Regions from separate parts of the Homo sapiens genome. Here region 1 is linked to region 2. Evidence: read pairs that join two places in POLR2A ChIA-PET (ENCODE). Cell type or tissue: Panc1. All regions are shown on one strand. Links, peaks and the distances in the headings refer to the core of each region. The heading gives the core; the rest is flanking DNA.

The links. ChIA-PET counts read pairs that join two places held together with the same protein. Peaks named below come from ENCODE experiments on the same cell type or tissue, not always from the same donor. Only the 100,000 strongest peaks of a DNase experiment are listed, where the experiment ranks them.
Region 1: POLR2A ChIA-PET joins it to region 2 with 9 read pairs; 3 of 35 experiments call an interaction of 5 or more read pairs at or near these places.

Annotation. Positions count from the first base shown.
Region 1 is chr6:16,713,929-16,726,758 of GRCh38, reverse strand. All of the region lies in intron 2 of ATXN1 (ataxin 1), which reads left to right. Among named protein-coding and RNA genes, the nearest start is that of ATXN1-AS1, 41 kb to the left of the region's middle. RefSeq lists an enhancer at 2,404-3,016. In Panc1, for the core only: no CTCF peak of the experiment used is centred there; no DNase peak of the experiment used is centred there; H3K27ac peaks cover 4,000 bases.
Region 2 is chr6:16,551,428-16,564,257 of GRCh38, reverse strand. The region is part of intron 4 of ATXN1 (ataxin 1); the gene reads left to right. Among named protein-coding and RNA genes, the nearest start is that of ATXN1-AS1, 200 kb to the left of the region's middle. In Panc1, for the core only: no CTCF peak of the experiment used is centred there; no DNase peak of the experiment used is centred there.

The sequences.
Region 1 (12,830 bases), core at 3,329-7,328, 160 kb before region 2:
AGCCTCCTGAGTAGAGTAGCTGGGATTACAGGCACCCAGCTGTTTTTTGTCTTTTTAGTAGAGATGGAGTTTCACCGTGTTGGCCAGGCTAGTCTTGAACTCCTGACCTCAAGTGATCCACCCGCCTCGGCCTCCCAAAGTGCTGGGACTATAGGTGTGAGCTACCGGGCCCGGCCAAGAAATTATTCTATGTCATACATAATTGGGTGCAAGAGGTCTTAGTAATTTGCATTTTAAAATGATAATTGGTATCATCTACGAAGAGAAGTTCTACCTTAGTGTTTTAGTTTAGCAGTGACACTAAGATATTATACATATGAAAATCTCTTAATGTTAGTGGGCAGAACTGGGAACCCTTCCCTTTTTTTTTTTTTTTTTGAGACAGAGTCTTGCTCTGCCACCCAGACTGGAGTGCAGTGATGCAATCTTGACTCACTGCAGCCTCTGCTCCCCCGGGTTCCAGCGATTCTCTTGCCTCAGCCACCTGTGTAGCTGGGATTACAGGCACACGCCACCACGCCCAGCTAATTTTTGTATTTTAGTAGAGATGGGGTTTTGCCATGTTGGCCAGGCTGGTCTTGAACTCCTGACCTCAGGTGATCCGCCTGCCTTGGCCTCCCAAAGTGCTGGGATTACAGGCATGAGCCACTGTGCCCGGCTGGAACCCCTCCCTCTTACAGTTCACAGGGTATAAGAAGCTACTTTCTAGGGCTTCATCTTAATATGGTGATTGAGTTCTATATTATGGCCAAAAGGAAAATTATGTGGGTATTGTGGGGAGGAGGAGTCAGAGGGCTAGGGGCAAAGCGGGCAGAGAAATATCAGCTGCCTTTATTTAGCAAATATTTACCAGTCGTTCCTGCCCATATGCACTTGTTCCTTGTGTACTTGGATCTGAATTGATTAAAAAGGTCTGTATGTATTGAGTCTTTTCCCTTAGGAGCGCTTAAGCTTTCTTTTGATGCTTTTTTTCTCTTCCTTTAAAATGGTGCAGGAAAATGTTGGAATAAACATAGTCAGCTTGTGAAAGGATGATTCTCTCCCTTATCTGGGCATAAATATTGTTGAATGTGAGAATGTGGGAGTAGCTACTGGGCCAAATATGCACAATGAGTGCAAGTGATTATTGACCTTACTGATGAGAGGAAGGAAGAGAAATACTTTAAAACTATTTTCACAGGGCATTTCAACCAAGATGTTTTTCTAAATTCGGTTTCTGATTCAAAAACTGGATTTAGCTCTTTTTCTTGTTTGTTTCATCTGAACAAATTTACCCTGAATTGAATGGGAGAGTGTTTCTTAATCCCCCATGTCTTTAGCAGTGAGTCATTTCCATGTTGTTGAGACATTTTCTAGCCTTTATTGCTGTGTGTAGTTCATGCTTTTCTCTGGATGTTTTGACTCCTTAAGGAACTCGCAATAACAAATTAACAATCACACTCCTCTGGAATGAAAACACGCAGTATCGGAGTAATAAATAGCAGTTCTCGAAACCTAAATAAACACAGAAAACTCAGCTCTCGTACTTAAGAAGGCTCTAGAGGAGTCCAGTGTCCAACATTACAAGCAAGACACACCATTTAAAGCCATAGGAAGTTAACATACTTTCATTTTAATTTTCCAAGGGATCATGTTATAAAACCATATAGCCACTTCCATTCTTCAAAACTTAATAAACGGTTAGTTTTAGTCATCTGACCTGCCTTCTCTCAAATGGATCATAATTTAGTTTAACAGGTTTGACATTAAAATAAGTTGTGTTTCTCTGGGAAACTCATGTTAGCCTGGACTTCTCCACTTCCTGTCTTTCTCTGGTGAAGCTGGTAATAGTGACTGAGCTCAGGCCATGGCGGGATCCTCACAGCCCTAAGACTAGGTGCCACCTGTGTGCTGCAACCCAGTACCAAAATAACAGGAAAAATCTAAAGTTATCCAGATAAAATATGTCAAATTATAAAGCCTCTGAGTCATGACAGTAATCAAACCTGATTCTATATCAGCAATCAAACCTGACTCTATATCAGCTTTACCAAACACTATTAATATATCCTATAATAAAAATTAAGGCGTCATTCCTCAGGTTCTTTAGCAAGTAAGTCAGTGCATCTATCTAATTTGCTAAGGCTGAAACCTATTGTACATAGAACTCGGGTCTGAATGGTTGTCCCGTAGAAAGTTTTAGAGCAGAGCAAGGTTGTAAATAGCCAGCTCCAGTGGCTGTTTTTCACCCTGTTCATGGGTTGCTTGCCCTGGTTGTATATTTAGTTGCCTGTGATGGATGGAGTGAAGTGCACAGGTCGTCTCTCAGGGGTGAACACTGGGTTTGATTAGAGGCCATTGTCATGAAAGATACTCCAGCTCTTCCATGACCATACATGCTTAGAAGAAAACTTTGATGCACAAAGAACTGAAAGCCCTAGGCACTGGAATTCCTGCTCATCAAAAAGACACCTAAAAAATTCTTTTGGAGACTTCATGAATTTTCTCTCGATTCATACTGAAGGACTGGTGCCAGTAATATTTTTCCTCTTTGCCTGTTTCAGTTTCTCATGAAGTTTTTCCATATTTAGACACACTGCCCAGTTAAAGGGAATGCCAGTCACTCGGGGTTTAAGACAATGAAGTATGTACTTCCCTCACCAATCAGTTGGGAGAGCTGATTGGGCTGAACTTCCAGTCTGAGGCATGTGAGTCACACACAGGCAGAGATTTAAATGTTATTAACATGAGAAAGATCTTTTGAACGTGAAGTCATCATGCTTGAGGTTACTTTGAACTTTCCTCATAGTCTCTTTTATGATTTGTGTAAGAATCAACATGCTTTAGTCTTATGTTAAAAAAACACAGTCGAGTGAAAATGGACATGAATTTAAAATTGCATGATAGCCAGAAACTTTTCATACTGTGGAAATGTTACACTGTGATAAACATTTAGTGAAGCTGCTTGGCTCATGGGCTATTTTTTTAATGGCTTTTGGGTTCAGAAATTTCAAAATGTCAGATTCTTTGTAATTTAAATTTCCTTCTAAGTAAGGAAGTGCACTATGTTATTAATTTTAAAAATATATATACTTAGAAGTTGAAATTGTGTAATTATCTTAATGCTCCAGAGTCTCTTTTCTGACTAAACATTGGAACTTATTCTGTTGAATGCAGGGAATTTGTCCAGAAAAGCTTAAGGAAATTTAGCCTACGAGGGGAAATGCGCTAGATTCATAAATAAAAGGTTTATCCAAAGGGGTGATATAGAACATGATTTTATCTATAAAAGATTGTACTTGAGTTTTGTCTCTTCCTCCTCCTTTTAGGATTAAGTAATGATTGTAGCTTAGTTTTTATAGTTGATTTATAGTAATAAGTTATGTGTAAGCTGACTGTGGGTAGTTGAACTCATTTCAACTGCAGAAGGATAGATTGTTGTTTAAAGGATCATACAAAAATTATTATTTTTTAATAAAATGAAAATGTCCCCAGAGATGTTACACCTGGAAACTTAAAAGTAGGAAAAATGATAATATAGTATGTTACTCTATCTCTGGAAGGAATGATCTCTCCCACTGAAAAGTAAATAGTCCAAAGTTTACAATGTTTAGTTGAAATAGCTTATAAATCACGGCAGTGACTTTTAATCCTTAGTAGAATTCTCCTTTATTTCTGAGAAGTCTGTATAAATGTTTATGGAAACACAGTCTGAAATATTTTAAATGTAGCATACCAATAGTACTTAAAGAGAACTTTACGCATGATCACACACATTCAGAGTTGTTGGGTAAAAACACCTTGTACCTTCTTTGGTAGAAAATACTTCTGTATTTGCGTGTGTGTGAGAGAGAGTGTGTGTGTGTTTTAAATTCTTAAACATAACAGATCTTTTGAAGCAGAGCAGAAAACTCGCATGTTACTGACACTGCATTCTCAGCCATGGGGAAAGCAACAGTGTGTTTCAGCTTTAGCAAATTACATGTGTTGACTCACTAAAGAACCTGAGTAACTACACCTCAGTTTTTATTACAGGAAATATTAATAGTGTTTTGTAAAGCCAATAGAGACTCAGGTTTGATTACTATCATGACTCAGAGACTTTATAATTTGACATATTTTCTCTGGATAATTGTAGATGTTTCCTGTTATTTTGGATTTTTTATTATCGTTATTTACTGTGAGTTTTGCGCTCATATACATGTAGCCCAGAAAAGCGATAGTGAGATGGTTCAGTGTATGGAATCAGTTTTATTGAACAAACAGTGGGGCAGGTGGGGGGAGATACTTTTTTGTAATTAGACTATTATTAGTGAGCACTTCCTTTGGCTTTTGTTCATTTAAATGTATCTTTTCTTTATAACTTCACAGGACGTGGAACATGTAAATGCATTTTGAGTTGAAAGCAGAAAATCACATTTCAGTAAAATTAAAAGCTCAAGATTTCATTTTCTTGTAAAATTTCTAATCATCCCCATTTGCTGAACTTTGGGCCCTTTCTTGGCATTGGGAGGTCATGGCTAATGAATGCATCTCCTGTTGCCTGGCTTACAGCCGCCCCCTGCTGCAGTGCCATTTGGGAGAAGTGTGTAATGTGCGTGCTTGGACTCGTTATCTCCTTTCATTTCCTCAACATCAGTTAATGCTGCATAGTTTGCAACATGATATTGCTTTGAGTTGGTGCCTAATTGTGTAGGCTGGCTAGAAGAACGAATCTTTGCAGTGGTCAGGTGAGGCCACTGAGTGTGCCCCTTTGCGGCCACTGCAATAAGGTGGTTGGGAATTCTTCATTTCTGATCACTGAACTTTTCCAGAACGTCCCAAGGCTCCCCCAGGAACTGTATTACAGCATGACATTCTGTGTATGTGGGTTTTTCTGGGAGAGGATTGTAGCTTTCAATCAGATCCTCCAAGAATTCTGTTTCTCAAAAGGTTCATAGGAACCATTTATTTAGAATTGAAAGATAGGCACATCTTCTGAGGAAAACAAATGAAAGGCTTAACAAAATGTTAAGGCTGAGTTACAGAAAACAAGCCATAAGCTACCTATTTTATTCAATTAAAAATAACCATGACATGGCCATTTTGTAAATTATTACATTAAATCTGCATTGCAGACATACCTGGTACGTATTTATTTATTTATTTTTTAAGAGGCAGGGTCTCCCTCTATCACCCTGGCTGGAGTGCAGTGGCATGATCATAGCTCACTGCAGCCTCAAATACCCGGGCTCAAGCAGTCCTCTTGTTCCAGCCTCCCGAATATCTAGAACTACAAGGACGTGCCACCATAGCTGGCTCATTTTCAAATTTTTTGTAGAGACGAGGTCTCACTATGTTGCCCAGGCTGGTCTCGAACTCCCTGGCCTCAAGCAGTCCTCCCACCTCAGCCTCCCAAAGTGCTGGGATTATAGGCATGAACAACCACCCCCAGCCACTTGGTACATATTTCAAATGTGGTTTGTTTCTTTTGAAATAATGAAAAGGAATAATGTTTCAGGGTTTGTGGCATCCACATTTTGGGATGGCTACATGCCGTAACCTTGTTCGTAGTAGCTCCTGATTTTTATCTGTATTAGAAATTGCTCGGCATGAGACAAATGAGGAACATTTGGGGAAATGTGTGAGTAATTGAGTAAAAACTAATAGCTGTCTTAAGGGAACCATCTTCTGGTTTGCATTTGTATTAATAGGTATGCAGAGCAGGAATAATTTGGAACGGGGGAGCTGGTTATCCTCTGGGTGTGTCAAGCACAAATCTCAGATTCCATTACATCTGCACAAGTCTTGACAGTTTGCAAAATGTGCCTAGAGGTATGCTTGATAAGGACAGACATTTCTTGCCTGGGTTCTAACTGTGTCACTGCTAGCACAGTATCTGGCCTGAACAGCATCTAAAGAAATATTTTGCTGGATGGGTTACCTCAATGGGTTCTCATAGCAGCCCTGTGGATATAGACACAGCATGTTTTATCATTCTTTTCTACAGGCTCAAAGAGGGTAATTACTTACTCAGGCTCACATAGCTGGTAGGAAAAGGATTTAGGCCTCTCCTTTATACCATGCTTTAGCTCGACCCAAATAATAAAAGCAAAAAAGCCATGTTTGGATCAACTGAGTTTTAATAGAAGAGCATTGGAGAGAGGTTGTAAACCCTCAGATATTTTCAAAAATAATAGTAAGCATTCTTGACTTGCAATGCAGAGAATGTCTTAAGCTCATATGTCTTGATGGTGCTAATCAAGTCAGGCTTTTATAATTGAGTGAAAGCACAGAAAAATAATTTATTCATTCTTATACAACCAAGTATTTATTGAATGTCTTTTCTGCACCAGACATGGTTGTATGCACTGAGGACGTAACAGAGAACAAACAAGGTTGTCTAAGTCCCTGCCCTCAGAGAGCTTATGTTCTCATAGTGGAGACAACCACAAGTAAATTGCATAAGTAGACTCTATTTGCAGACCCCCCAAAATAGAGTAGGATATGTTAGGAGAAAGAGTGATGGCAGGGGCGAAGGGGATTCTTTTGTTTGGTGGAGTCAGGGAAAGTCTTAGGGGATGGGCTTTTGTACAGAGACTGCAGTAAGGTATAGGAGCCAGCCCTGGAAGATGGGAGTGGTGAAGGGTGAGATGAGAATCTGAGGATGAGCACTGTAAAGGAAGAGAATGGCCAGGTGAAGGCTCTGAGGCCAGAAGGAGCCTTTGAATTGATCTAGAGGCTGCAGGAGCTTGGATTTTACGCTAAATGTGATGGGAAACTCTGTTAGTTTTCCAGGGCTGCTCTAATAAATTACCAGAAACTTGGTGGGTTAAAACAACAGGAATTTGTTCTCTCAAAGTTCTGGAGGGCAGACGTCTGAAATCAGGTGTCAGCCGGGCCACACTCCCTCCCGAAGCTCTGTTGGGAGAACCTTTCCTTGCCGCTGTCATCCTCTGGTGGTTCCAGGCGTTCCTTGGCTTGTGGCAGCGTCACTCCAGTCTCTGCCTCTGTTTTCACATGGCCTTCTCCTCTGTGTCTGTACCAGGTCCTCTCCTGTCTCTTAGAAGAACAGTGGTCATTGGATTTAGGACCCACCCGGGAAATCCATGACATTTATGTCAGGGGCTGGAAAAGGAAGGACAGGTGGGATGTGACCATCCGGAGAGCCTATCTCAGCTGTCATGGGTTGTCACAAAGGCCATTGTGTGGTTAATTTTTATCTTCTTATTCTTGTTTCCTCTTTAATCTTTCATTCTAAGCCCTATAGCCCTGACTGGCAGATTCGCTGTCGGGTTTTTCTAGTTGTAGATGACATGCTTTTTCTTAAAGCCATCTTCATTTATTAATCTACATTCGTTTTTAATTTTAATGCACCAATCAATAATTATTTCACTTGACAGTTTTTGACAGCATGCTGCTTGCGACATTTAGCTGTTTAGCATGAATTCAAAAGGTGATCTATCAATTTGCACAAATGAAATAAAGTTGCTCTTTCTTCCTGTGCTTTGGGGGAATGTATAAAAAAATGTATGTTTATCCTTCCCTGGAGAATTTTTGATGTAGAAATACTGAATAGTTTTCTATATAAGAAGACAGAGGACTAAAGAGCTTTAAAATTTGTTGTGCTTATTTTGCTTGTATCATAAATTCACGTGAAAGGCCAGATTTCTCTTAATTGCGTTGATATTGTGGAGATGAATCATTCAACAAATGTTTATTAAGTGCTCATTGTGTGCATGGCACTCTGCAAATGTTATGGGAAATAAAGACAGAGTCCCCGGGAAATAAAGACAGAGTCCCCAGGAAGTCTAGTAGTCAGAGAAACAAAGCCACTTCCCAAATTATGGTGGGTAGAAAAACTTAGGAAATGACAGTTTTATCATGCTACATACCTTCACTTAATGAATCCTATGTGAAAATTCCCAGTAAAAACCTATGAACAAAAGTGTGTGGTTGTCTTCATGTATACATTGTGTGCACACATCTGTGCGTACAATGCACAGCTTTGTATGAAGCTAGCTGAAAACTAAACAGCTAGGCTGAACTTAGCTGAAAACTAAACAGCAGGGGAAATGTTCTTTCTCACTAAAATCACAGTGTTAAAACTCTTGGCAGTTCAGATGGTCTCCACTGTAGCTGTTGGTTTACATTTTGATAATTTACCAAAGAGCATAATATATTTAATTCCTAGTTGGATGGTGTAACTCAACACAGCATTTCCAGCGAAACGCTTTGCAAATGGGAAGTAAGCATTTTCTTTGGAAACCAGCAGCTTCCTTACTCCCTTGGTTCTTCTGTGGGTATAAGCATGACCTATAGGTTAGAAGTTCTGGAACAGAAGGAGAAAAATGAATTATGTCACAGTTAACAGGAAAGGAGGTGCTTTGCATTCTTGCTCCGTTGCAGTTAGTTTTGTTTTCCTTCCTTGGTTTGGGGGCATTTGGCCTTGCATATCCTGGCAAGATTTAGGCAAAACAGGCACTGACCTTCTTTCTGGAATGCTCTTTCATTTTGCCCCATGCATATTATTAAGAGGCATAATTCACTGTCATATTTTTGTGGCTAAAAGTTTTCTAACTTCTATACACTGAGCCTTTGTTTTCTGCTTAATAGGGCAAAAGAGCTGGCATTTTCTGGGCATCATTGACCCTTCACTATGATTTAGATTTTTTAAAGAAACACATAAACTGTTCATTGCACCTTGTTGTGTGGCAACTCTGCCAGTCACTAATTGGTACTGTGGATATTTGGCTGTTGCTCTTATTTACTTTCCTCTGGTTTTTACATCACTTAATTAAATCTTGTGCCAGTTTCCATTCTATACATGTATAGGGAAGCAAACAGAAACTTTGTCCTGAAGCACCAGGTTCTTTGGCTTCATCATCCTAAACAGCTCTGTGAAAATCAGTTGAAAGTGAGTAGAGCCAGAAGTGGCGTGTAAGCCATGCTGTCAGCGAGGGCTGGCTGGATCTGCATACGATCGCCGCCTTCTGCCCCTGCTTTTGGAGACTAGAGATGGCTTCTGGTCTGTGTCCAGGGCTTGCCATGCTGATTCAGAGAGCTATGCCACAGATGAGCCTGAGTTGAGACCATGATGCCAGCATATCCTCAGACCCACGAGATCGTTATGCCAGAATGTTAATCCGCAGTGGAAACCATTACTAACATACTCTCAAGGCCCACATGATGAGCACATTCTCTCTCTGTGTTAAGCTGCATGGGAATGTAAATCCTAACTGGAAGCTACTTTATTGATGTGCCTTGAGAAATTGCTGCTCTCTGGCTGCAGGTATCAGCAGCAGTCACAGTGCACATGCTCTCTAAGGAAGATCCATATGGAGTCAGGTGTTTGCTTGGTGAGCAGGGAATCGGAACAAGGGAGTGGGATGAGTTGACTGTTAAGTGGCACCAAGCAAACATAGCCTGCCTCTCTGTTCATCTCAGGAGAAGGGTGGCTTTTCTAGTGGGACCAGGAACATGTCAGTCATTGCCTGCTACTCCCTACAGTCATCTCACTAGGGTGGCCTTGCCTGTGAAGACACTGTATTCTCCCCAACAACCTTGGCATTGCCTACATAGACTTTAGTGACTCTGTACTTTCCTGGCTAAGCCAGCCCTGGCGCCCTTTTGAGGACACAGTCTTTTCTTAAATTCATGACTATATTTCATCAGGTGCTGGCTGGGGCAGGGGTAGTGGTGATGGTAGTAATTATCTTTCTTCAGTTGGCTTTGTATGTCCATGTTCTCATCCACTAAATTTTGTTCTTACTATAAACCGCTAACTAGGCAATCTCTTCCCCGTTGTCAAGTTCTTGGTTGGGGAATGGTAATCTTTATTGTCCTTCTTATAAGTCCCTTTGGAATGGATAGAGGCTTTGGGATGGACATCTCGTGAACTGTATCTTCATATCAAGCTCTGTGAACTGAATGGCAACAAGGAGGCATTCATCCAGACCAGGAGTAGGCAAACTATGGTCCATGGGCCAAATCCAGCCTGTTCTTGTAAATAAAGTTTTATTAGCACATAGCTACATCCAATAATTTGTCTAATGTCTATAGCAGTTTTTGCACTACACTGGCAGAATTTGATTTGAGTCATGGTGAAAGAGACCATAGTCCAAGAAAGCCTGAAATATCTACTATCTGATCCTCATCAGAAAATGTTTGCCAACTGTAGTCTATACCTTTGCACGTCAGAGAATTGCATCAGGGAAGAACTAGAAGCCCTCCTTTTGCACCCCCACAACCCTGCCACAATTCAGTGAACAAACAGAAGATCAGAGAGGGAATGTGACTTGACCAAAGTCACACAGCTGGTTCATAGGAAAGCCAGGACCTGAGCTCAGATCTTCCAGTTCCTAGTGTATTTGTCTTCTACTTTTGGAGGACGTTGTGAGTTTTCTGGTTTACAGATGATTAACCATTACAACATACTGAAAGAAAGCTTCTTTAGTGGTCAGAGCTATTTTCCAAACTGACTTCCCCAGGCAAAATCACTAGCCAGCTTGGCATTGATACTCATTTATTAATCTTACAAACAGTACCTACCATATTTCAGGGATGGGGCTGGGGCTAAGACACTGATGAAGAAGCACAATCCCTGCCCTTGGGAAGTTTGGATGAGAAGAGTGGTCAGATAGCTAGATACAGAGATGCATGTCATTTTATCTGTAGTGTGTTACTTATCATCATAGGACTGTGATCATATGGACGAAGGATGCGTTAATTTAGCCTTGAGTGGGTGGGGGTGTTGTCAGGAATGGCTCCATAGGGTTGGAGATGTTTGAGCTCTGTCTCAAAGGAGATTGAGTTCTTCAGGTAGAGAATTGCAGCAGAAATGGCTGTGGTCCTCTAGGCTTGAGTGTGCATGGTATCCAGTAATTTGGGAATGCTTGTCTAACACAACTAGAGGTAGGGCTTAGGGGACGTGGTATGGGGTTACAGGAAATCTAGTTGGAAAAGTAAGTTGGAGCCAAACTGGGAAACTTACGGCATTTCAAATGCTAAGGAGTATGGACTTTGGCTTATATTCTAGGGGTTTTCTAATCTGTAGATTCCAAAACATATGGGAGACCACATTTCTTGTAAAAGAGGACCTGCACATTCATACCAACACAAAGCATGGTCTGTAGATTTGGTCATCAGAATCACTAACAGAAATAGGAGCTTTCTTCCAAATATATGTAGCTGGCTGATATTGTAAGTCATTAGCCAGAATTCATTCACAGCGTTACTAAGTTCATAGTATCTTTTTGACCATTGTACATCTTCTTGATCAACAGATATTAAGAGTTAAACATCTAGTGCCTGAAGTCTGCAACATTTTTGATTGAAGAAAATGTTGGGAACCACTGCCGTTGATGGCAGTAGTCATGAAATTTTTTGAATTAACACATGTTATAGGTTCCAGAGTCAGCTGCCCTAAATTTTACTAGCTTTGTGACTTTGAGCAAGTTATTTAACATACCTCAGCTGTAAGAGTCTTTATCTCTAACGTTAAAATAATAGCCTCTGTCTCTTAAGATTGTTATAAAGATATGATAATGTCTGAACGCATGTAGCATGGGGCCAGGCTGATGGGATATACTCATGTTTAAATAGAAGCTATTGTAATGATTTTTAGCGGATGTGGCATATGCAGATGTATTTTAGATTTGACCCAGTGTGGACGATGAGTTCAAAAGGGAGAGTTGTACGACCTTCCTGTTATCCAAGTGAGAAATAATGGGGCCAGGGTGGGCAGGGGATAGGTTAGGGAAGGAGAGGGGAGAGGGAGTATGGGAAGGTGTATGTCCACTTTAGGTAATGAAGTGAGAAATGAAAGAAGCCACATTCTGTTTCATGCCCAAAGCAACAGACAAGGCACAAATTAGAGTGTAGGGAAGCCAGTTTCTGTGACTTGATGGCATAGAATGGTGTGGCTTATCTGGCAAATTCCACGCCCCGTAACTCCTGGAATTGATCTGGATAAGAATTCACCTTGAGTAAATTTTAAAAATTAATTTAATAAATTAATAGCCCCCCCTTTGAAACACAGAAAAATTAGAATTACAGCATGAGTATCTTTTTTTGCTCTAAAACAGTACAGCCCAGCAGTTCAGCCTACACCCATCACAGAGCTTTCAAAGGAATGTATACAAGAAAATACATATACAATTACAAATTTTAAAAATTAAGTAACATGTATATACTGTTAAATATTTATATATTGATGCTTAGAAAAAGATGGGACAAATGTTAAGTGTCAGCTGGGAGGTTTTTACTTTCTTCTTTGCCATTTCTGTATTTTTCAAAATGAATATGTATATAATTTTAAAATGTGTTAACACTATTTCAAAAGGAAAACAATCACAAAAAGGAATAGATTGGAAAAGCTTCAGGGGACTTGCTATCCTTGTCTTTTTGGGTAGCTGTTCTACAAAGGCGGGTGGTGGTGGGTGCCTCCCAGCTGTGTCTCATTTCAGTCAGCGGATGCTCTGCTAAATCTAGTGATGGGCGGCCTACCTCCGAAAGGTGGGTGGGAGTGAGGGATGAGTGTAGCAGTAGTACATGCAAATGGGGCCAGGTTTTGGTGTGTGTGTGTGTGTGTGTGTGTGTGTGTGTGTGTGTGTGTGTGGTGTGTGGTTTTTTTTTTCTTTCTTTTTTTCTACAGTCTTACTCTGTCGCCCAGGCTGGCATGGAGTGGTGTGATCTTGGCTCACTGCAACCTCCGCCTCCTGGGTTCAAGTGATTCTCTGCCTCAACCTCCCAAGTAGCTGGGACTAGAGGTGCACACCACCACGCCTGGCTAATTTTTGTATTTTTATAAAGACGAGATTTCACATGTTGGCCAGGCTGGTCTCAAACTTCTGGCCTCATGTGATCCACCC
Region 2 (12,830 bases), core at 3,650-7,649:
CTCTCCCAAAAATGATTTTTCTTGAGAACATAGTTGTAGAAGGGTAAGAATATCAACCAACTTTTGCTAAGTATGAATGCCCAGGCGCTCTGCTAAGCATCATGTATGTGTTACAATGTTTCTCACTTTATAGACGGGGGCTGAGGTTTAGAGAGGCTGCTAAGCCTGGAGGTCATTCAGCTGAAAAGGTAGAAGAGCTGGGATTTGGACCCACATCCTGTTTACTCAGCAAGGTCCATGCTGTCTGTTGACTCCCTCATGATATGATCCCAGATCATACACCTGTTGAAATCTTAGAGAATTCTCTTTCTATTCGTGAGCTTCTCCCAATTGTATCCTAAAAAGTAAGGAATATAAATCAGATGCTCCGTCCTAAGCCCTTGGACCTGGAGCGGGCATTTGTGTTCCCCGTTGACAAAAAGATGATGAAATACTTCCTCTGTGTCTGAGTGCAGCGGCGTCATGGACCGGTGTTAAGTTTAACCTGACCCTTCTCTCTGCCCTGCAGTTGCTTCATCTCCTCACCTTAAGACTTCACCTTTCCTTCATTTCAGCTTCCCAGAGATACTGCCACACCCCGGACCTGTGTATCAACTTGAACCCTCACACCCCCCAACTTGGACCTTTCTAAATCTTAAAATCTCAGACTCTGTAGTTCTCTCTGGGCATAGCCTCCTGACCCCCTTGCTTTCCCTCTCTTCCTCAGAACTCAGTTGTCTCCTTATTGTGAGCCCTGACTCATCCCCCACTCTTGGTCACTATAGCCACTTTCTTCAGGCTCCGTATTCCTGCCCCCTAACCAGCCTAGACCTCATGGCTTGAAAGTTTAACTGTGCATGCCCAATAGCTTAGTGCCATGCATTCCTTTCCAGGCACCAATCCTGCATGATCCCCATCACCTGCACAGCTGCTTAGAGGCCCCCAAACCCAACTGATGGGTCCTGATGTAAATTCTTACTGTTAATCTGAGGAGAGTCATCATTGCTTTTCTAGTGGGCTCATAGTCACATTTCTTATGGGATCTATTCCAAACTTTTCCAGTCTCTTCAAAACTTACCCTCACCCTCACTTTGGTAGAGGACCATTTATTCATCTTGCTTTTTTAAAATCTTGAAGAATCCAGGCATGAATCCTTCTACTCTCTTTTTCCCTTTAATTCTGTCCGTTGCTCCTGTCTCACAGTTGCAGACAAGTGTTGCATGCTGTGCTCACGCATCCCAGAGGAGCAAGAAGACCTCCCACTCCGCAAGGCTCCAAGACCCCTCGTTTTCTGGATCCCTCTCTACCCTGACTTCTCTGAGGCTTTGTCACCTAGGTTATCTCCCTCTCCTGCTTGATCTTTCATTATCTTCATCTTAACCAAAACCTTCTCTTCAGTCTATGAATGTGCCTAGTGGTGTGGCCTGTCTTTTAAAAACTAAAGGAGCCCTTATTTTGACCTTGTTCTCCTCAGGCAATTTCCATTTCTCTATTCTTTCTTTAACCTCAACATGTTTTGAAAACATAGTCTGTGTTCTATTCATCCAGATTATTACCACCCACTGAAGTCTTAGTCACCAGTTCTTCTCTGTCATCCAAGCACTGGAAACTTCTCGGCCCAATGTCTTCACTGGCCTAAGATGGACTCAAACTAGTAAGCTTTTATTCAGTGGTTACTCCTAGACCTCTGGGCTGTATTTCCTACGGTGGCTGCTGCCAGCCATTTCATTTCTTTTCTTTTCTTTTTCTTTTGTTTCTTTTCTTTTCTTTTTCCTTTCCTTTCCTTTCCTTTCCTCTCCTCTCCTCTCCTCTCCTCTCCTCTCCTTTTCTTTCTTTTCTTTTCTTCTCCTTCCCCTTCCCCATTCCCCTTCTTTCTTCTTTCTTCTTCTTCTTTTTTTTTTTTTTTGAGACAAGATCTAGCTCTGTTGCCCAGGCTGGAGTACAGTGGGGTGATCTTGGCTCACTGCAACCTCTGCCTCCCGGGCTCAAGTGATCTTCCCATCTCAGCCTCCCAAATAGCTGGGACTACAGGTGCAGGCCACCACACCTGGCTAATTTTTGTATTTTTTGTAGAGGCAGGGTTTTGCTGTGTTGCCCAGGCTGGTCTCCAACTCTGAGCTCAAGCAATCCGCCTGCCTCGGCCTCCCAAAGTGCTGGGATTACAGGTGTGAGCCACTGCATCAGCCTATTTGTTTCTGAAAACACTCTTTATCTGCCTTTATTTTCTCTTACCCTCTACTGCTCTGATCATTTCTTCTTTATGTCTTCCTTCTTTTGTCCCTTTTCGTACTTATTCTTAAAAGTAGATTCTGCCTAAGTGTGTATAACCACTTTTCTTCCTTGTTTACATCTTCCAGGTCCTGAGGGAGTGTTGTGACTTGGTTACAGCCTACCTTCCTAACCTTACTCATTGCAGCCCAGGCTTCCCCATAATTATATACATGTTCCTCTCACACCTCAAGCTCCCTTGGTTTTCTGCTTCTGTTGCATCTCTGGTTTCTTTCACCTAGGATCATCCTCCTGCCTCCCCTCTCTGCATTTCTATATATTCTTTTCCAGGACCACATCAAATTCTGTGTTCTCCTTATGACATAATCTCAAATGACCCCAGGAAGTTATCTTTTTTTTGGTCCACATTTTTAATGGGACCTTTCTTACTTTTACTTGGTTTTCAAATTATTTGTTGAAACACATTTCTTTTAAACTATGTACTCATGAGACAGTATATTGAGAATTTAACCCCTGTCCTTAAACACAGTAAATATTGTGTCAATGTTTGCTAAATGAAAGGAGTGAAAAGTATGGCTCTATGGGAACTTGTTGGTGAATGTCCCATTTTTATTTACCAATGAAGAAAAGCAAAACTTAGCAAAATGTATCTGTGGAGAGGTGGGTGGGAGAGGGTTGTTGTATAGTCTGAACCAAAATAATTAACTCCTGTAATTGCAAAAATATTATCATTGCTCAGTGCACCATTTTGCAGTTAATCAGATAGTTTTAGGGAAATATTAAATGATTCTCAAGCTTGGAAAATAGCAATGAGTGTTATGGCATCACTATACAGCCCAGAATGAACTCATGGATCCTCCAATCTCTTGTATCAGATATACTGCATACTGGATACCCAAGGCATCAGGGATTCAGAGAAATTTTTCCGAAGGTCATCTGGGTAGGAAGCCTGACTTTTATAGAATATTTCATAAAATTCTTTTTATTTTATTTTTCAATAGTTTCTCTACATTGTATACAAAGCACACTAATTACTCACTCCCATTGTCTCCACTAATTACATCACTCCCATTTTGTTCTCCTATGAACAAAGAAGAAAGGAACAAGAGGTTGTTTTTTCATTTTGAAGAGGCAAGGTTGATATGTTTGACTAAAATAAAGTTGGGATTACCTGTGAATTTCAGCCAGCTTTGCCCTCCGGTCCATCAGGTGGACAGTGGAAAATTGACTGTGATGCTAAAAATGGTCATAATTGGGGGAAAGTAAGCTTTACCACCTCTTTTGTGATGCTGAATGTGTCTTCAAGGGAATCAAAAAAGTTGTGCTTGACAGGCAAGGTGAAAAACCCAGGGATTTGCTACAAGAATCTCTGCAGGAGTGGTAGAATGAGAAGCTTCATTGGAGTCTGGGACATTTTAGTGTTGCTGGCCCATTACCCTGAACACTCTTCTAACCTCCTCCAAGACGGGTGTCTGAGAGGAGCTGGGCCCTGCAGACCAATTCTAGTCTTCTCTCTCCACCCCTGCCCCCTTTAGAACAAGCATATTAAAGGAATGTCTGATGAGCTCACTATAGTCTTTGTCAGGACATTTTATTTTTTATTTTTTTATTTTTATTTTTGAGGTGGAGTTTCGCTCTTGCTATCCAAACTGGAGTGCAATGGTGTGATCTCGGTGCACTGCAACCTCCGCCTCCCCGTTTAAACGATTCTCCTGCCTCAGCCTCCCGAGTAGCTGGGATTACAAGCACCTGCCACCATGCCCAGCAAATTTTTGTATTTTTAGTAGAGACGGGGTTTCACCATGTTGGCCAGGCTGGTCTCCAGCTCCTGTCAGGACATTTTTACAGCTGTTTTCGTTCTAACCCTAACTGATGACCATTGGAAGACCTAAAAATTCAGCTACGCAGAATAAGTAAAATTGGTCTTTTTCTTTGCATCCTGAGGATAAATCTAAACAAACCCCTCTCGTTGGCATATCTCCAGCTACAACAGAGGGCAAATTTGAATGGATTATGAAGATTGAATTATCCACTTGGTCTTGGAGGTGGTCCCGTCTCCTGTGATGGTGGGGTGGGGAGGCGGTGCAGACATGTGTACAGGAAGCTTAGCCAAATGCCTCTATTTGGGAAAAGTTGAAATCAGTTTCCTGGGCAGTCAATTTTGAGGGTTTAAAAAACTTTATTTTTTTTTTATTAAACATACTAAAAATAACAAAGCTATCCAAAATTAGACCACGTACTTTGCTCCTTTTATATTTCAGTGTCCTTGGTATGCTTGGTTTCTTTTCTTTCTTTTTGAAGCATTAATATTGTTTTGAATTGCTAGATATACAGAAGGTACGATAGATGTACAAGGAAAAATAAGCATCTCTCTTATTTCTGTGTCTAAGTCACTTGAATTCTCACCTAGAAGCAAGTACCATTATCATTTTCTTGTGAGTCCTTTTAAGGATATTTTATGATTATATAAGCAAAAATATAGGTTTTTTAAAACAATGTTTACACCCCATACACTATTCTGCCCTTTACCTCTTTTCACCTAACAGTGTGTCCTGGAAAACCTTTCTTATCGGAACATAGAACAGCCTTATTCTTTTTTAGTATCTAAATAGTATTCGATTGTATGATTTTGCCATAAAGTATTCAGTCCCACATTGATGGACTTTTTTTTTTTTTTTGGTTGTTTCCAGTCACTTGCTACTATGAACAATGCTTCAGTGAACAACTCTCTATAAATAGCATGTTGTATGTCAGCAAGGATCTCTGGAGGAGAAATTACTAAAGGGGAATTGTTGGATCAAAAGGAATATGCAGTTTTAATTTTGGTAAACCTTGCCAAATTGCCCTCCAATTTGGCATTCGTCCTATTGTATGTTCCTGCTAGCACTGTTTGAGTGTGCTTTTCTCCACAGACGATGTTTTTAAACTTCACGATCTTTGCCAATCTGAGAGGTGAAAACTACTATATTCTAGTAGCTTTAATATGGGTTTCTGTTATTATAGTGGTGGTTGAATATACTTTCATATGTTTAAAAGCCGTTCCTATTTTCTTTTCTGGGAAATGTATATTCATCCTCGTTGCCCATTTTTCTACTACGTTTTTGGTTTATCCTGTGAATTGACTTTTTTTTTTAGGAGCATGTAACAGCTAAAAAGATTAGTCCTTTTGTCTTATGCTATTTTAGTTTAAATTTTTCCGTTTGTCTTTTGACTTTATGTTTTCTTCATGCAGGGTTTTAAAAAATTAAAGTCATCTTATTTATCAGATTTTTATTTTTTGGCTTTTAATTTTTTTACATACTTAGGTCTCTTCTACGCAGTAATTATAATTTTTAAATTGTCTCGTATTTTTTATTAGTATTTTAAAAATAATAGTTTTGGCCAGGCACAATGGTTCATGCCTGTAATCCCAGCACTTTGGGAGGCCAAGGCGAGAGCATCACTTGAGGCCAGGAGTTAGAGACCAGTCTGGACAACACAGGGAGACCCTGTTTTTACATAATAATAATAATAAATAGCCAAACATGGTGGCGCACGCCTGTTTGTACTCGGGAGGCTGAGGTGGAAGGATTGTTTGAGCCCAGGAGTTTGAGACTGCAGTGAGTTATGGTCGTGCTACTACACTCCAGCCTGGGTGACAGAGTGAGACCCTGTCTCTAAAAGAAAATAAAAATTAAAAAGGTTTTATTGAGATATGATTCATATATCGTAAAACTTACCTTTTTTTTTTCTTTTTTTTTTTTTTTTTTGACACAGGATCTCGCTCTGTCACCCAGGCTGGAGTGCAGTGGTGCAGTCACAGCTTACTGCAACCTGGAACTCCTGGGCTCAAGCAGCCTCCTGCCTTAGCCTTCTAAAGTGCTAGGATTACAGGTGTGAGCCACTGTGCCCAGCCACAATGCAGTCTTTTAATAAATGGGTTTTTAATCTATTCATAGAATTATACAATCATCATCAAAACCTAATTTTACATTTTCATTACTCCAAAAAGAAAACCTTTACCCATTAAGCACCCACTCCCCCATTTCCTCTACCTTCTGGCCCCTGGTATCCACTTAATCTATGTTTTATCTCTATGGATTTGCCTGTCCTAGACATCTCATATAAATGGAACCATATAATGTGTGGCCTTACACAACTGACTTTTCCACTTAGCGTAATGTTTTCAAGGTTCTTTCTCATATTTTTATGCTTTCATTTTTTACGTTCAAATCTTTGGTCACCTTGGGATTTATTTTAGTGCAGGATGTGAATTAGGGATCTATATTTTTTTAGGTGGCCGTCCAATTATTGGAAGTCCTTCCTCCCACTAAAGTGCAGTGACACCCATATCATTCACTGAAGTCCAGTATTCATTTGGATCGACCTCTTTTCTGTTGACCTTGCTAAGTATTCCTGTGCCCATGCACACTGTTTTACTTTCTAAGGCTTTATAATATTTTTAATATCGGTATGGTATTCTTTTCTTATTTCTTTTTATATCATTGTTATGGCCATTCTTTCCTGTTTATTTTTCCATAGGAACTTCAGAATTAGCTTTCTAATTTGTATTTTTGACATCATATAAGTTTATAGATAAATATAGAAAGAATTATTCTCTTGATATTGACTTTCTATTCAAGAAGAAGATAGACCTTTGCAGTTGTTCCTATCTCCTCCTCTGTCCCTCAGTAGTATTTAACATTCTTCTTTATGTAGATTTGTTTTTTTTTTTTTTTTTTTTGAAATGGGGTTTCACTCTGTTTCCCAGGCTAAAGTGCAGTGGCACAATCTTGGCTCACTGAAACCTCTGGCTCCCAGGTTCAAGCGATTCTTGTGCCTTAGCCTCCCCAGTAACTGGGACTACAGGTGTCTGCCACCACACCTGGCTAATTTTTTTGTATTTTTAGTAGAGACGGCGTTTTACCATGTTTGGTTAGGCTGGTCTCGAACTCCTGACCTCAAGTGATCTGCCCACCTCGCCCTCCCAAAGTGCTGGAATAATAGGCCTGAGCCACTGCACCCAGCCCTCTTTATGTAGATCTTGCATATAGTCCTCCTTCAGTTTATCCCTAGGCATTTTATATTTTTGTTGTTATTTAAATATGGGATACCTTTTTACTGGTTGTCCTTTAGAAAGGTTATTGATTTTTGTATATTCTTTTGTTTCAGTTACCCTACAGAATTCTCTAATTAATAAGTTGTTCAATTGACTTGCTCAGATCATAGCATTTATAAATAATAATTTTTCTGCCTGTTATAATTTTTATATCCCTTATTTATTTCTCTTATGCAGTTAAATTGGCTAAGTTTAACAGATCAGTGTTAAATAACAGAGATGATGGTAGACATCCTCATGTTGTTCCTATTTTTAATGGGATGCTTCTCATGTTCCCCCATTAACAGTGAGCCTGCCTTTGGGGTGGAGCCTGTTTATTGTCCATTTGGCGTTTGTAGGGCTTTTATAATGAGTAGAAAACGTTTTGGAAATGCTGAATCTGACGGAATTATTTGCAGAAAGGTAAAGTATGCTGTGTTAGTTCTCCCGCAGTGATAAAATAGTAGTCTGATTTTTCTTACCAGCATTGACAGGAGTTTATGAGTGGGAAGTCTGTGCTATAAAGGAAGAAGGCAGCAATTGTATTTTAATCTCATGCTATTTTTCTTTTGCCAACGAAGTAAAAAGACTAAGAAGCTATAGGAATATGTAGTAAAGGCTTTTGCTAAGAGAGAAAAGGAAGAAAGGTGGAAGAATGGGATGGAAGAAACGAGATAAAAGTATACCTCATTTTCCTCAGCGTCCCCCCAGATCAAGTCACCTGATAAACCAAATATTACTAGGGTAGTTTTTTTCCCCAAAATATTATTACCAAAAAATGACACAAAACACTAATTGTCAACCAAAATGATAAAGAGTCTCCGAAAAGGCTTGCAAGAAAATAGTGAAATATTTTATCATTTGTAAGCAAAAGATAATAATACAGAGTTCCAAATACTGAGAAACCACAAGAGGAAAAAGAATGCCTATTGAAACATGTTTATATGTTGATTCTTTTTGATGGTGCCATTAAAGAAAAAAGAATGTTTTGATCTCTTGCAAAGAAAGCCAAACTAGAGAGGTATTTTATGAGCTAACCCCAAACCTGACATTACTCTAGTAATAAATACCAGGACAGGCTGTCCCTTGCATTAGCAGAACTGGAAAACAAAACAAAAGACAGTAACAATTGAGGCTTTGATGCTTGTTGGAAACATCTAACATACAGAGTTAGTGTGTTGTGGTCATAAACAAAAGGAGTTTAGGCTGACTCCATAAATTAGGGAAACTGATGCGTCCTGTTGCTTGGGACACACTACACAATTATCTGCATGACAGGCAGGAAAGAAAGCACTGGAAGGCAAACAGACTGCAGAACAATGTGGCCACCCAGTTGGTTTTAGACACACACACCCCTGGCCTGCAGAGGTGTCTATTTGACAGCCGGTCTCATGTCAAAACTTTCTTTTATGTGATTTTCCGATTGTAGGAACCACTGGGCTCTGGGTGGGTGTCTTAGGCGAGTCTGCCTTAGTGTTGAGTTTGACATATGGTAGCATTGTTAGGTGGTGTGTTTAGGAGAAGCCAACCAGGGCCTCAGAGCCAAAAGCATGGAGCTCACTGGCTGTGTGAACTTGACCAAGCTACTGAACTTTTCTGAGCCTAGTTTGTCATCTGCAAGTAATGCCTACAGTTCACGGCTTTTGTATGTACTTATGAGATGTTGTACATCTAGCACCTCACATGGGGCTTGTAGAGAGCAGTTGCTCAGGCAGTGTTTGTAAGTGGAGCACAGGAAGCAAGGGATGGAAAGAGTATCACATCAGGACCAAGGATGAAGGAGTGTTTGTAGGAAAGACCTCCGAGATGATGGTTGAGATGGATTATGTACAATAAACAGGAAGCATGTTCTTGGGAAGTGCTTCTAAGCATAGAAGGGCAGCATTTTCAAAGGCATGGGTGTGGAGGAATCTTTGAAACCCAGGGAACTGTAGTAGAGCATGGCTCAGTCCCAGGGTATGAGATGGGGAGTTTCACTCATTGAGACAGGACAGATGAGCCAGCGTGGGATTGAGTGGGGACTCGTGTATCCTGTTCAGACTATAGTCACGATGATGGAGAGTCGTTAAAGGCTGTAGACATGGCCAGGCATAGTGGCTCATGCTTGTAATCTCAGCACTTTGGGAGGCTGAGGCGGGTGCATCACCTGAGGTCAGGAGTTCGAGACCAGCCTAGCCAACATGGTGAAACCCTATCTCTACTAAAAATACAAAAAAATTAGCCGGGCGTGGTGGCATGTGCCTGTAATCCCAGCACTTTGGGACGCTGAGGTGGGTGCATCACCTGAGGTCAGGAGTTCGAGACTAGCCTGGCCAACATGGTGAAACCCCATCTCTACTAAAAATACAAAAAAATTAGCCGGGCGTGGTGGCGGGCGCCTGTAATCTCAGCTACTCAGGAGGCTGAGGCAGGAGAATTGCTTGAATCTGGGAGCTGGAGGTTGCAGTGAGCCAAGACCGCACCATTGCACTCCAGCCTGGGCGACAAGAACCAAACTCCATCTCAAAAAATAAAAAAGCTGTAGACATGAGGGACAGCATTTCATTTGCATTTTGGAAATGTGACAGTAATGTCTCTCGGGTGGGTTTAGAGATTGGGGAGGAAATGAGCTCTGGCCCAGGGTAATGATTTCTTCCATATTTTCCACAAATCTTAGCACAGGGCTAAACGCATAGTAGATTTTTAGGGAAAACCTCTTGATGGCCTTGAACAAAAGTTATTGTTTTGCCAGGATCATCTTTTCCATGAATCACTTGTTATACCATTAGTAGATTATTCTTGTGTGGAGTTGATCATTTTAGCCCCCAAATTATTTTTGTCCCTCGATTACATCATCTTAAACGATTGTGTGTTGTGGCATAGACATATCCTAATCTACTTACAATTTATGGTGCAAGTATCTGTGTCATAAAAGATATCTTCTTCTTTAAAATATGCTAGCCTAGCACTCCATGAAAATGGAGACTCACAGTGCTGCCCTGTCCTTCAAAGATGTTTATGTACAAAGGGATAACTGTTCCCACCCCTAAATGCTTTAGGCTTTGCCTATACTGCCTTTCAAAGCTTTCCCTATTTTAAGATTTTTTGAGGCCCCTTGGATCTCTGGAAGGAGAAAGCTATAATAGCTTTTGGTTTCTGATTGTCTTTAAGCAGAGAAAACTCACAGTCTCATTTAGGGGCGTGACACATTCCTAGTAGGGATGGTCAGTCCCAGGCAATAGCTGTGGCCATGGGCTGTTGAGGGCCATGGTGAGGGCCCATGCGGTAACAGACAGTGGTATGCATGCTGGACTGGGGTGAGTAAATAGCCATTATTCAGAACCACGGATTCTATTTTCAATCAGTCTGTCAACTGATATTTTTGAGAGTCTGCCATGTACCAAGCAGAGTGCTAAGTTCTGAAGATACTAAGGTAGACAAGATAAAAATGGCCCCTACCCACATGGCACTACATTATAGTTATTATAGGAGAGTGGATAGAACATATCTAGTCAATTACCGTGCACTGAGAAAGGTACTGTGAGACGGAAATACAAAGTATGGTGGAAGCATCCTGGAGTGACAACTGACCCTCACTTGGAAGGCCATGCAGGACTTCCATGAGGGTCAAGAGTTTCCTGAACCCGGACAGGAGCAAGATCTACCTTAGAGAGGTTTGGGGTGAAATAACGCCATGAAAGGGATAGTCTTTAATCTAGAAGGAAAAATGGAGTATTACACATTTGTAATAAGTGTTCGAGATAGCCTTTGAGTCATACAGTATTTGGAATGTATGCTTGGCTGTCAGTGATCTTATAAGACCCAAACCACAGTTTTCTTTATGCTGTGTCCTGGCGCTGCCAATGGCCAGCTGGAAGGGCCATGGCAGGGTAGCCACGTAGAGAGGCCACCTCCTAGAGGCGCATAGCCTGAACGAAAGCGGAATTTGAACAACACCTCCGAAAAGATTGGAAAGTCATGGTATCTGTGCGATTGCCCACAAGGAGGTCTCCTGAAGTCGAAGCCCTTTGGTTCTCTGGCGTTTTAATGATTTGCTATTCTGTCATCGGAAATACGTGGAGCAGCCACATCCTTAGACAGAAGAGGCCCAGCCACGTTGCTCTGGAGTAGAATTTAGTATGAGTGTGAGTGGAAGTTAAACAGATGTGGAAGCGCAGAGTGCAGCTGAACATCATTGACATGGACCAGCAGGTAAACAGACTTCAAGGTGATACACCCCCGTAAGGCAATGTTCTGGCCAGCTCCGCCAGTCAAGGCTGTACAGCGGATAGTAATTATTTCTGTCACAGCGAAGATAGATGCTGGATGTGGGCAGATGGGGGTAGACTTGTGAAAAGTGTGAGTATCTTTGAGTATCTTTTATAAATTTAGTGAGTGGAGTGGCAACCCACCTACACTTCTAATTTTTGCTGTTGGAAGCTATGTCCAGAAAAGAGAAGAGAAATTTCTCTACCTGATAAATTACACCTTATTCAAAACACACTGTGTGAATGAAGGTGCTGCTTCGTCTTCTCTCTGCTAACGTAACGTTGTGCACAATATTTTTTCTTTTGAAGCAGCAGAAGGACATTTTAATAGAAAAATACCTTTACTCCTGTTAAAGGAGTATCTTGGAGTTCTTCACCTGTCTTTATGGGGGACACTCCCCACTACATGGCTTCATAAGGATTTAGGGATGACTTGCTCATTAGACATAGAGTGAGCTGGTTAGAAAGACAAGTGTGAGTTGGGGTACAGTGGCATAGAATGTTTAAAATATTGAGCAATTTAGGATCCTTATTCTGGACTTTAATTGTTTCTAGAGCCAGCCTCTCCACGTGTGAGTAGCATCTTTGAGTGGCAAGAAAACCATTCTGGGTTGTCATTGAGAGCATGTGTCCTTGGAGAGTGCCTTAGCAGTACCTCCTGTGTCCTCCCACGACACATATCCACCTATGCACACGTCCACCATCCTATACGCACACAGGTGCATCTTGCAGTTTCACAGCCCGAGCACAGCCAGAGAGAAATGACTAACATAGACTTGATTTTTCGATTTAAAGACGCTCCTCTTTTTGCTCTTCCTCTTGAATATGACTTTTCTTTTCCTTATTTTCAGTGTTTTCAAGGGAAATGTCAAATTTTCAGACCCGTAACTTCTGCTAGAATCACAGACCATTAGGGACTGTAGAGATCTAACATGCCCAGCTGGAAGCGCCACAGCAGGATAGCTGTGTAGAGACGTGCAGCAGGCATTCAGAAAAACAGATCTGCATCTTGGAAAGAGAGGTCAGGGCTCGACTTGTGGATTTCAGAGTCACTCACTTAGAAGCAGTAGACATAGTACACATCTAATGAAAGCATTCCCCTGCTCGGAAATCTTCAGAAGTCCCTCAGATTTTACAGAATCAACTCAAATTACTCAGCAAGACCTTTGACACCCTCCACCATGTAACCTCTTCTTTCCTCCTCTCCCACTTCTGTCTCCCCACACACATACACCTCCAACCGCAATGGTCTCTTGAACATATTAGCACACGTTTCTTCCCACTTTTTCTCAAGCTGT